2 separate regions of the Homo sapiens genome follow, and region 2 is linked to region 1. The links are chromatin loops, found by intact Hi-C in ENCODE. Cell type or tissue: upper lobe of right lung. All regions are shown on one strand. Each heading gives the region's core, and the rest is flanking DNA. Links, peaks and the distances in the headings are about the cores only.

Region 1 (5,388 bases), core at 288-5,287:
GTGGTGGTAGGTGCCTGTAATCCCAGCTAATCAGGAGGCTGAGGCAAGAGAATCGCTTGACATTAGGAGATATACCTAATGTAAATGACCAGTTAATGGGTGCAGCACACCAACACGGCACATGTATACATATGTAACAAACCTGCATGTTGTGCACATGTACCCTAGAACGTAAAGTACAATAAATATATATACAAAAAAAAAAAAAGAGAAACGCTTGAACCCGGGAGGCGGAAGTTGCAGTGAGCCGAGATCACACCATTGCACTCCAGCCTGGGGGACAAGAGTGAGACTTCGCCTCAAAACACACACACACACACACACACACAAATCTCCAAAATAAATACTGTGGAAAGCAAGTATAGGATAGTGTATGGTATAGTAAAATATGTTTCCTTGGAATAAAAAATGAGGGGAAAATAACATATTTTTATAGCCTTAATTATGCATAAAGCATAAACTTTTGGGAAGGATTAATAGCAAACTAATAATAATAGGTTTTCTTCTGTTTACTTGTTTACATATTTTTGTGAGAAGATTATTTACTTTTCTGATCATTTTTATGTGTTTTAATGTCTGAACCAGAAGAATACATTACTATTTAAAAATACATATAAAAACATTTTTTAAGGATGTGATTTGGCTCATCAAAGAGAACTTTGTGTTCCACTCTCTGTTACATTCTATCATCTCATCAAGGTTTGCAATACACACTTTATACTATAAGTATAGGGTGCAGCGAAAATACTTTATATTGCTTAATTGATTATTACTTTTCTTCCCCACAGGTATGAAAGCTTCATGAGGACAGGTACATTTCTTAGTTTAATGCTATATTCCCCATGCCTTGAATAGTACATGACAGAGTAAAAACTCAATTATTTGTTAGATAGACACATTTATAAATATAAAACTATTGAGAAAACAAGATACCTCTTAGATTTGATCTTGCACAAATTTCTGAAACTCTCTATGTCTCAGTTTCTTCTTCTGTAACAAGAGGATGACAACATTTTATAAGGTTGTTGCTATGGTATGAATGTTTTTGTTCCCACAACATTCATTTGTTGAAATTCTCACCTACATTGTGATGGTATTAAGAGGTGGGTCTTTGGAGGTGATTAGCTCATGGGGTTAGAGCCTTCATAAATGGCATTAATACCTTCATAATAGAGACTGAAGAGATACTCCTTGCCCCTTCCACCATGTGAGACCACAGCAAGAAGGTGCCATCTGTGAGGAAGTTGGCCCTCACCAGATACCAAATCTGCTAGCAACATGATCTTGGATTTCCCAGCTCCTAGAACTGTGAGAAATAAATTTATTGTTTATAAGCCACCTAGTTTTGTGATATTTTGTTATAGCAGCCCAGAGGGGCTAAGACAATTGTTATAATGATTAAACAAGCCAATGCATAGAATGTGCTTAGAACAGTGCCTGTCACATGGTGGGAAATCTATAATGCTAGTTATTATTTAATATTCAGGAGAAAGGAAGGGGCAAGAAGAAAAACTACCAAAGGCAGGAGAGATGGACAAGAAGGAGTTTAACCCAAGGTAGAGTGGAGAGATACTGTTCCCAGCATCTGGTTTACTGAAAGGAATTCAACAAAACTGAACGGAACTGACAGGGAGAAAGAACAACAAATAAGCACTGTTTTTGTTTGCCTTTCTAAAAATTTGCTTTTGACTTGGGGAATTGACAAGAGAGAGACAGTGAGAGGACAAGCACCTAGGAGGCTGTCACCACCAGGCAATGAAGAAGATGACTCAGCTCTGGACCTCGAAAGTGAAGGAAGCTGCCTCCTAGCTGCTGTGAGGGAAGGGGAGGGGCTGGTGTGCTACTCTCAGTCTCTGCCTGGGAGGCCACAATGGTACAGGCTTCGAGTGAGCCTTAAAGAACATGTGGCCATGAGTATGTGCCTGTGAGTGGTTGTGTGAATAGGACGTATGAGAGGAAAATAAATCTTGGGGCCCCAAAATTACTACGCCAAATGGAAATGTCAAGCTGGGAACTGCTTCAGGCAAGCCTGCCTCCCATTTTACTCCTAAATAAGATAGCTACAGAGATTAAAGAAAAAAAAAAAAGAAGCTACATACCTCCCTCACAATTGGCCCACTAGGAAATTCCTTGTGAGCCCCAAGATCTTTACCTTAAAACAGTTTTGTTGAATTTTACCCTGACAGTGTAAATTGATAGTTTATCTTCAGAGGTGCAGGACAGAAAGTTACCTCTCTGCTCACCTGAGACAAATGCATATCTGATTGCTGATGTAAAAAATGTAGATTCACTGAGCTAGACAAGGCATAAGTGACTCTTCCTCTACCTCCCTTTCACATGTAAATTGTATATTCAGTGAAAGGCTGATCAATGACTCAAAAGAATGCAACCGTTTGTCTCTTATCTACCCACAACTCTTAAAAGTTTATTCCCCTTTCCCTGATGTCCACCCTTTCTCCTTTAAATATTAAAGCCCTCAAAATCATCTTTGAAGAAAGGTACAGACCTGCCTCCCAGTTGCATGTCCTTAATCTTGGCAAAATAAACTTTCTAAATTGATTAAGACCTGCTTCAGATACTTTTTGGTTTTATAGACATGATCTGCTGTACGTGGGAAACCCAAATGCACTCTGGCCAAACAGTGTTCCCCTCTTCCTTCCATACCCAACTGAGTCTTTGGGACTTCAGGACTACAAAGACCAAACAGATATGTGGAAAAGGGATGGCATTCTGAGGATGGCAGTGACTTGGACTTGGCAGAGATTGAAAGAATGGGCTGCTGGTCTCTTCACAGTAATAATAAAGCTGAGCTGCAATGACAAGAAGGCAGCAGAGAGGCTTTAAAAAAAATTCTGAAAATTATTAAAATGCATAGGAAAGTTGAAAGAAGGGTGCAGTGAATATTCATATATCCACCTCCAAAGTCAACAATTCTCTCTCCTCATTTAAACTTATGTTACAAACATCATAACATGTTATTCCTAAATACTTCAGCATGCATCTCTTAAAAAAGGAGATTTTCATGTAACGATAATACCTTTTACACACCTTGTATTAATAAAATAAACAATAATTCCTAAATATCTAATACCTAGTTCATATTCACATTTTCCCACTTGTTCCTAAAGTCCATTTTATAACTGATTTGTTCAAAGAGCCAATGAAGGACCCTAGACTGCATTCTGCTATGACTCCTAACTCAATCTGCAAGAGTCACTACTCCCTGCTTTTGACTTTTCAAAGAGACCAGGCCAGATACCTTGCAAAATGTTCATTTTCTGGATTTGTTTTATTGCTTTCTGTTGGTTTAATTTAATGTATTGTTTTGTATTCTGTATGTCTTTTAAACTTTTAGTTAGAAATGCAGACTGATTTAGATTTGGGTTAAGCACGTTTTAGTAAGTATATGTCATAGAGAACGCTCCATAATTCCCACAATATCCCATCAGGAGATATATAGTGTCTTACTATTCCTGAGAGTCAATTTGATTACAGTATTAGGAAGGTGGCAGCCCAGTCTCACCACTGTAGATGTGCAGTGCCTCCCTTGTTATTGGCAGATAATATGTGAGCTAATGTGGGAAAATGTTTCCATTGGCCATTCATCAGATGACTTGATCCCATGTTGATAATTCTTAATGGAATCAGTTATTTCATTTGTGGTTGCAAAATGGTGACTTTCTGATACTGTCCATTTATTACTTAGTATTCTTCAATAAAAGTATTTCCTCAGCAACTGAGGCTGTTTTATTACCCTGCACTACAAACAGAATAAATGTTTAATTCACTCTTTTTAATTACCAATTTTTCAAATAAAGATTGGTATGATAGTAATATCCAATGTGGGCAAAAACTTTTTGTTTTCACATTTACTGCTTTTTTAATATCATTTGTGGCTTCATGGACTTTTATACTTTTCAAGTGTTTTAATAAACTCTATTCGCTATTTTTTAGTCTAGGCCCATTCAGACAACAGAAATAGGAAGTACATTTTTTATTTTTTTATTTTTAATTTTTGTGGGTACATACTAGGTACCCATATTAATAGGGTACATAATATATTTTGGTACAGGGCATGCAATGTGTAATAATCATATCATGGAAAATGGGGTATCCATCCCCTCAAGCATTTATCCTTTGCATTACAAGCAATCCAATTATGCACTTTTAGTTATTTTTAAATGTACAATTAAATTATTATTGGCTATAGTCCCTTTTTATGCTATCAAATACTAAAATGCTAGGTCTTATTCATTCTTCCTATTTTTTTTGTTCCCATTTACCATCCCCACCTTCCCCCCCGACCCCCTGTATCCCCCCACTACCCTTCGTAGCCTCTGGCAACCATCATTCTATTCTTTATCTCCATGAGTTCAATGAGTTTGATTTTTAGATCCCACAAATAAGTGAGAACATGTGACGTTTGTCTTTCTGTGCTTGGTTTATTTCACTTAACATAATGACCTCCAGTTCCATCTATGTTGTTGCAAATGACAGAATCTCATTCTTTTTTATGGCGGAATAGTACTCCATTGTTTATAAGTATCACATTTTATTTATCCATTCAGCTATTGATGGACACCTAGGTTGCTTCCAAATCTTGGCTGCTGTGAGCAGTGCTTTAACAAGAGAATGCAGATATCTCTTTGATATATTGATTTCGTTTTGGGGAGGTATATACCTAAAGTGAGATTGCCAAATCATATGATAGCTGTATTTTTAGTTTTTTGAGGAACCTCCAAACCATTCTCCATAGTGGTTGTGCTAATTTACATTCTTGCCCACAGTGTATAAGACTTCCTTTTTCTCCGCATCCTTGGCAACATTTGTTACTGTCTGTCTTTTAGATATTTGCCATATAAATGGGTGAGATAGTTTTGATTTGCATTTCTCTTGGTAGTTTTGATTTGCATTTCTCTGTTGACCAATGATGTTAAGTACCTTTTCATATGCCTGTTTGCCATTTGTACATCTTCTTCTGAGAAATGTCTATTGAAATATTTAGCCCATTTTTTAATTGGATTACTAGAGTTTCCTGTGGAGTTATTTGAGCTCCTTCTATATTCTGGTTATTAATCCCTTGTCAGATGGGTAGTTTGCAAACATTTTCTCCCATTCTGTGGGTTGCTCTTCACTTTGTTGATTGTTTCCTTTGCTGTGCAGAGGCTTTTCAACCTGATGTGATCCTATTTGTCCATTTTTTGTTTGGTTGCCTGTACTTGCGGAGTGTCACTCAAGAAATTTTTGCCCAGACAAATGTCCTGCAGATTTTCTCCAATGTTTTCTTTTTTCTCTCTTTTTTTTTTTTTTTTTTTTTTTTGAGACGAAGTCTCACTCTGTCACCCAGGCTGGAGTGCAAGGACCCCGATCTCGGCTCATTGTAACCTC
Region 2 (5,388 bases), core at 145-5,144, 970 kb before region 1:
TATTATCTGGCTCCGACCTACTTCCCCAGGCTGATATTTTAGTATCCTTTCTCCTCCCCTGCTCGTGAACCTTATGCTCCAGTCTTTGGAACTAATTGCTACTCCTAGAGAGCCCGTCACTCAGAATTGCTGACACTGCTTACTCCACTGGAAATGTCCTTCCCACCTTCTCTATCCTTTGACATTTAATCCATCTTTGAGAGCCCATCTTAGATTCTCACCAGTTTCCCCAGGAGGAGTGAATCTGATGCATCTCTAAAGTCCCGTAGCTTATATCGCTATTGTAGTTCTTTTCTCTTTTTGTTTTATATTACTTATGTATGTGGTTTTCTCCTTCACTATACTCTCTGTATCATCTTCACATTCTATTTCTAACAGTGTCTAGAACATGGATTTCCAACTCTAGTTGTTTACTCATTGACTATTGTACTTCCCATATTTATTTTTAAACTGAAGATTGATTGGGTTATGTTAACATTTCAACATGTTATAGATTTAATTTCTAGCTTAACATAGCTAAACCAAATTTATTAGTTTCTCCCAAGTGCTCTGTTTATATAAATGTTCTCAATATTTTGAAAAATCACTTAATTTTCTAATTTGAGAATTACATTTGACTCAACCATTTAATTAAATTAATTAATTAATTAATTAATTGAGACAGAGTCTCACTCTGTGCACAGGTTGGAGTGCAGTGGCACAATCTAAGCTTACGGCAACCTCTGCTTCCCAGGCTCAACCAATTCTTGTGCCTCAGCCTCCTGAGTAGCTAGGATTACAGGTGTGTGCCACCATGCCTGGCTAATTTTTTGTATTTTTAGTAGAGACGGGATTTCGCCATGTTGGCCAGCCTGGTCTCGAACTCCTGGCCTCAAGTAATCTGCCCACCTCAGCCTCCCCAACTGCTGAGATTGTAGGCATGAGCCACCGTGCGCGGCCTCATTTAATTCACTTTTGAAAAACAAAGTATAGTATGACATCACATTCTACTGAATATTCTTTGGGATATTTCTTATAACCTTTGCTGCTTTCTGCCCCTATTTGCTTTGCTTTAGTTCAGGCACTAGTCCCTTCATAGTTAGCTAATTTCCGGAGTACTTTGGTGAATAACTCTTCCAACCCCAAACCTTTCTAGAGACCACGGTCATAAAACTCTTAAGTCATGAATATTAAAATCTCCTGGGCTCCAAATTTGCTGCCACATAAAAACTAAAATTCTCTGCCTTGTGCTGGTCCTGCAGTAACTATGGAAACATAGTGATTAAGAATACAACTCTAGAATCTGGCAAAGCTAGATTTGTTCCCACACTTCCTAGGTTTGTAAAGTGGGGTGTTTCAGAGCTTCCCAAGTCTGTTTCTTCCTCCGTAAATGGAAGATAATAATTGTATTTACCTCATAAAGTTGTCTTGGAATTGACATGAGATGATGCCTCTAAAGTGTTTAGCAGTTTGCATGGTAAGAGCAAAAATTGGACAAAATATTAGCAACACTCGTTGCATTTTCTGTGACTCTCCAGGATGCTTGCTCAGCTCTGGTCAGTGGAGCCTATTCACTGTGAAGCAGGGTCAAGAATGGTAGCACAACATTCCTGGCAGGTATCCTAATGGGTACTGAGCCAACCCCATGTATTGGGTAGGAATCTATTGTTAGCACAAGAAAAGGAAGCTTGGGATGGCTAAAGTGAGGTAGACAATTGGTGAAAGACACTGAAGCAAATATCTAGTGTTTGACTTGAGTGGTTTGAGTTCTGTAAACCAGGCAGAGGCTCATTCTATTGTGTCAGGTGTGGCAACATTCTCTATGGAAGCTAAATTGTTTTTTGGGATTCATTGATTTAGGCAGTGTCTAGATGTGAAGAGACAAGACAGGAGATGTCTCTTACCTATCTAGATGTAGTGCTTTTTTACTCCTGGGGTTTGGAGGTATGGGATGTTCTGTGTGCTCCTATGATGCTCCACACTGACTTGATGCCCACTGGAGTTGTGTGGAGATGCTGAGCACATCCCCGGAATGGGCTGGGAGATGATATGAAGGCTTCGCATAAGTGACCCTGACATCTGAAGCAGGCTCTTCTGCATAATCAGTGATGCTTATAGGCAGAAACTAGATACCTGTAACTAGATATCTGTGGGCCATTGGATGTCAGGAAAGGTTATTAGCATATTCTGAAGCACCTGTTCTGGCCATTTCTTACTGGCTTGAAAGTCATTGCCCTGTCCAACAAGGCTACGTTGTATACCTTGCAATTTGTTTCAGTTTAGAGCACAGGCATTTGTTTATGTAGTTAGAATTTTAAACACTGATGGAATAGTTTCTAATTTGTGCCTGAGAGTTTACACATAATCTGCGAGCATACAAAAATTTGCAATTCTATGTGGATGATGGTTTAAACATCAGCAGGGAAAAGTAATATGCTTTTATTGTATATTTTAGAATGCTGATTGAATTGGCTTCTCACTGTATTTGTCAAGGCTGGAACAGACGATGGCACTGCAGAATCTTATGTGCACAGAAGAAATCTACAGACATTCAATGAGGGGAGGATTTCGTTCCATCAGATGGGCTTCCTGACATAATTGCAAAGGTAGCATGGAATAGAGAAAAGAACATTGGAGTGGTTCCAGAATTCTAGGTGGTTTCAGATTTTTTACTAATTACTCAGGTGGCTTTGGGCAAGCCACTTAGCTTCATAGACTTCTGTTTCCTCATCTGTAAAATGAAGTGAGGAGACTTCTTGTTAAGTTTGGCAGATTAAACACTTGGGTTTATCTACATGTTCTCTCCAAACACCACTAAACTTTGCAGTAAGGAAATAAAAAGACATTAAAAACAATGATAAAGAGAGCAGGACAATAACAATAACAGCAATAACATTTTTAAAGCAAGAGAGAGGTGAACCAGTGGTAACTCAGCCCTGAGGAAACAGAGCCTCCATGGGAGTGGGGGAGGCCCAGAAGCAAAAGTGGTCTTACTAGAGTCCCAGAAAGACTCAGTAATGGAAACCTAGGAACTTCCAAAAGTGGGGACAAATTAGGGTCAGAAACAGGGAAATAGGCTGAAGATACGGATAAAAAAGCAAATTCATCAGAGAACTCCTCCCCAACCCTGCCCCTTATCTCTGAAGCTTTAGCTGGGAAAGCCGGGCTGACTCACTTCTGGTGAATGTGGTCTGCTCTCCTCCTGTAGGCAAAGCCCAGGCTCTTACATTGTGGCTGGGCAGGGTTCCAAGAGGGCTAGTCGAGGCATGCAAAGACTTTTGAGGCCTAGGCTTGGAACTGACACAGTGTCTCTTCTATGCATTCAGTTGGGCAAAGCAAGTCACAAGTGTAGCTCAGATTCAAGAGCTGGGGAGGGATAGGGTCTACCTCTTGATGGACAGGGCTGCAAAGTCACATTGCAAAGGAACGTGGCTACAGGGAAAGAAAGAGTTGTGGCCAGTTTTGGAAACAAGCTTAAGGCACAATAAGGATGAGATTCCTGAAAAATTCAGTTTTCAAACTTGCACACAAAAAGTAAGGCCATGTGCAAAAAAAGATTGAGGTAGAAAATTCACAACTTATGCAAAGCACTAGTAAAGACAATAATTGATACTCAGGAAATTAACTTGTACTATTGAGGCAGGCTGCGTGTGGCTGGGGCCTGTTACAATTGTTGTGAAGTCAGAGGAATAATTGAGAGAGAATGTTAGTAACACATACACAAGAGCAGAGCTGGTAGGAACTCCGACAATGCAGTAGAAGTGGCCTTCTCAGTCAGTGTGGCTGCCCTGAAGGTGCCACAGAGACAATACCACCTGCCAGGAGTCAAGAGTCCCACAGGTGTGGGGTGTAGCCGCTTCGAGGGTGAAGCCCAGGTTTAAGTACTTGTTTTTAATTTTCAAACCACAGGCAAACGGTTTCTATTGCCAGAGCAGCAACCATTAAAAACTTTTTCCTTTCCTACCGAAGGTTATACTTCTGCTCCACATCCTGTTTTCTTGAGCAGAGGAAGTATTGCATATAAATTAATTCTGCATTATACTGACATAATTTTTCTATTTACCAACTGCGTAGGAGCTAATTTGTATTATAAAACCACATCTGTTGTAAAATAGACTCCACAGAGGAATTATGTAAAAGTCTACATAGTGCATAGAGAGGTCCTCAGCCTCCTTTCCCAACCTGCCTTCAAGAACATGCTGGCAGCCAGGCTTTTATCCCTTAGGCAAGAGGGTGGATGAGCCTAATTGGAAAGGCATACAGATATCAACTTTAGGGATCCCTCAATCAAAAGCCCAGCCAAATCATCCTACAGAGCAGCCTGTCTCCTTAAGGCACAGAGCTTCCAGTCAGCTTTTTATTGCCTTGCTTTTAAAGGTTAAGGGACAGCCAGGGACATCAGCTATTTGACAAAAGCTTCTAATTTGAAAGACACAATCAACAGAAACAATGGGAACAAAAGGAACAGAAAGGAGGTAGGGACAATGTAAGGAATAGAAACAAAGAAAAAGCTAACAAAGGCAAAACTATAAATAATATCCTCTGAGTATAAAAGATGATATTGCATACATAAAATAAGAAGAGAATGTTATAAAAAAGAAATATTCAGAGAACAAAAAGAGCTCTTAGAGCTTAAAAAGAATATTGCACAAATGAAAATTTTAATAGAATTGTTGGAAGATAAAGTTGAGGAAATATCCCAGAAAGTATACCAAAATGACAGACACACACAAAAAGGATTTTTTTAAAAAAAAATTCGAGGATGAATCCAACAGGTACAATATCCAACTACTAGAAGTTACAGAAAGGAAAAAAAAAAGCAGAGGGAAGGATATTACAAAATAAATGAATTAAGAAAATTGCCCAGAACTGAGAGGCAAACCTATAGCTCGAACTGGTTAACTCACAAATAGGTGAAAGGACACACATCACACCTTACATCATTGCGAGAGTTTAGAACGCTGGCAGAGAGAGAAGGTCCTAAAAGCTTTAACTGGAAAAAAACTCCCAATAATCACAACCATAAAAATGAGAACCCAAGTATCATTAGTCTTGTCAATAGCAAAATGGGAAATTCAGAGGGAAAATGATATCCAGACTAGAGTTTTATACCCAGCCAATCTCACAATTAATATGAGGGAATAATAAATGCCTTTTCAGACACATGAAGACTCAACGATTTATCTCCCATCAACCTCTTCTTAGTTAATATCAGCCCATGTGCTCCAAGAAAACCAGAGGAAATATCAAGAAAGAAGAAAACATGAGACCCTGAAAATAAAAACCTCAACCCAGAAGGTATGCCAAAGAAATCTCCAGGGCGACGGGGAGGGAGATGCAGATGCCATAGCTGTGAAACTAGCTTGGAGAGCAGCAAATCCCAGAAGTGGGGCACAGAGGCTCCAGAAA

The links. Peaks named below come from ENCODE experiments on the same cell type or tissue, not always from the same donor. Only the 100,000 strongest peaks of a DNase experiment are listed, where the experiment ranks them.
Region 2: a loop joins it to region 1, with 9 times the contacts of the local background. A loop is called at or near these places in 88 of 110 quality-filtered maps.

The regions. Positions count from the first base shown.
Region 1 is chr5:58,465,309-58,470,696 of GRCh38, forward strand. No RefSeq gene overlaps it. Among named protein-coding and RNA genes, the nearest start is that of PLK2, 7.9 kb to the left of the region's middle. RefSeq lists enhancers at 1,666-1,715, 3,419-3,588. In upper lobe of right lung, for the core only: no CTCF peak of the experiment used is centred there; no DNase peak of the experiment used is centred there.
Region 2 is chr5:57,491,641-57,497,028 of GRCh38, forward strand. It overlaps RMEL3 (enriched in melanoma 3), which reads left to right. Exons shown (of 4, transcript NR_186596.1): 2 at 2,435-2,585; 3 at 5,140-5,277. Among named protein-coding and RNA genes, the nearest start is that of ACTBL2, 12 kb to the left of the region's middle. RefSeq lists enhancers at 2,654-3,853, 3,252-3,311. In upper lobe of right lung, for the core only: no CTCF peak of the experiment used is centred there; a DNase peak (open chromatin) is centred at 3,201; H3K27ac peaks cover 1,295 bases.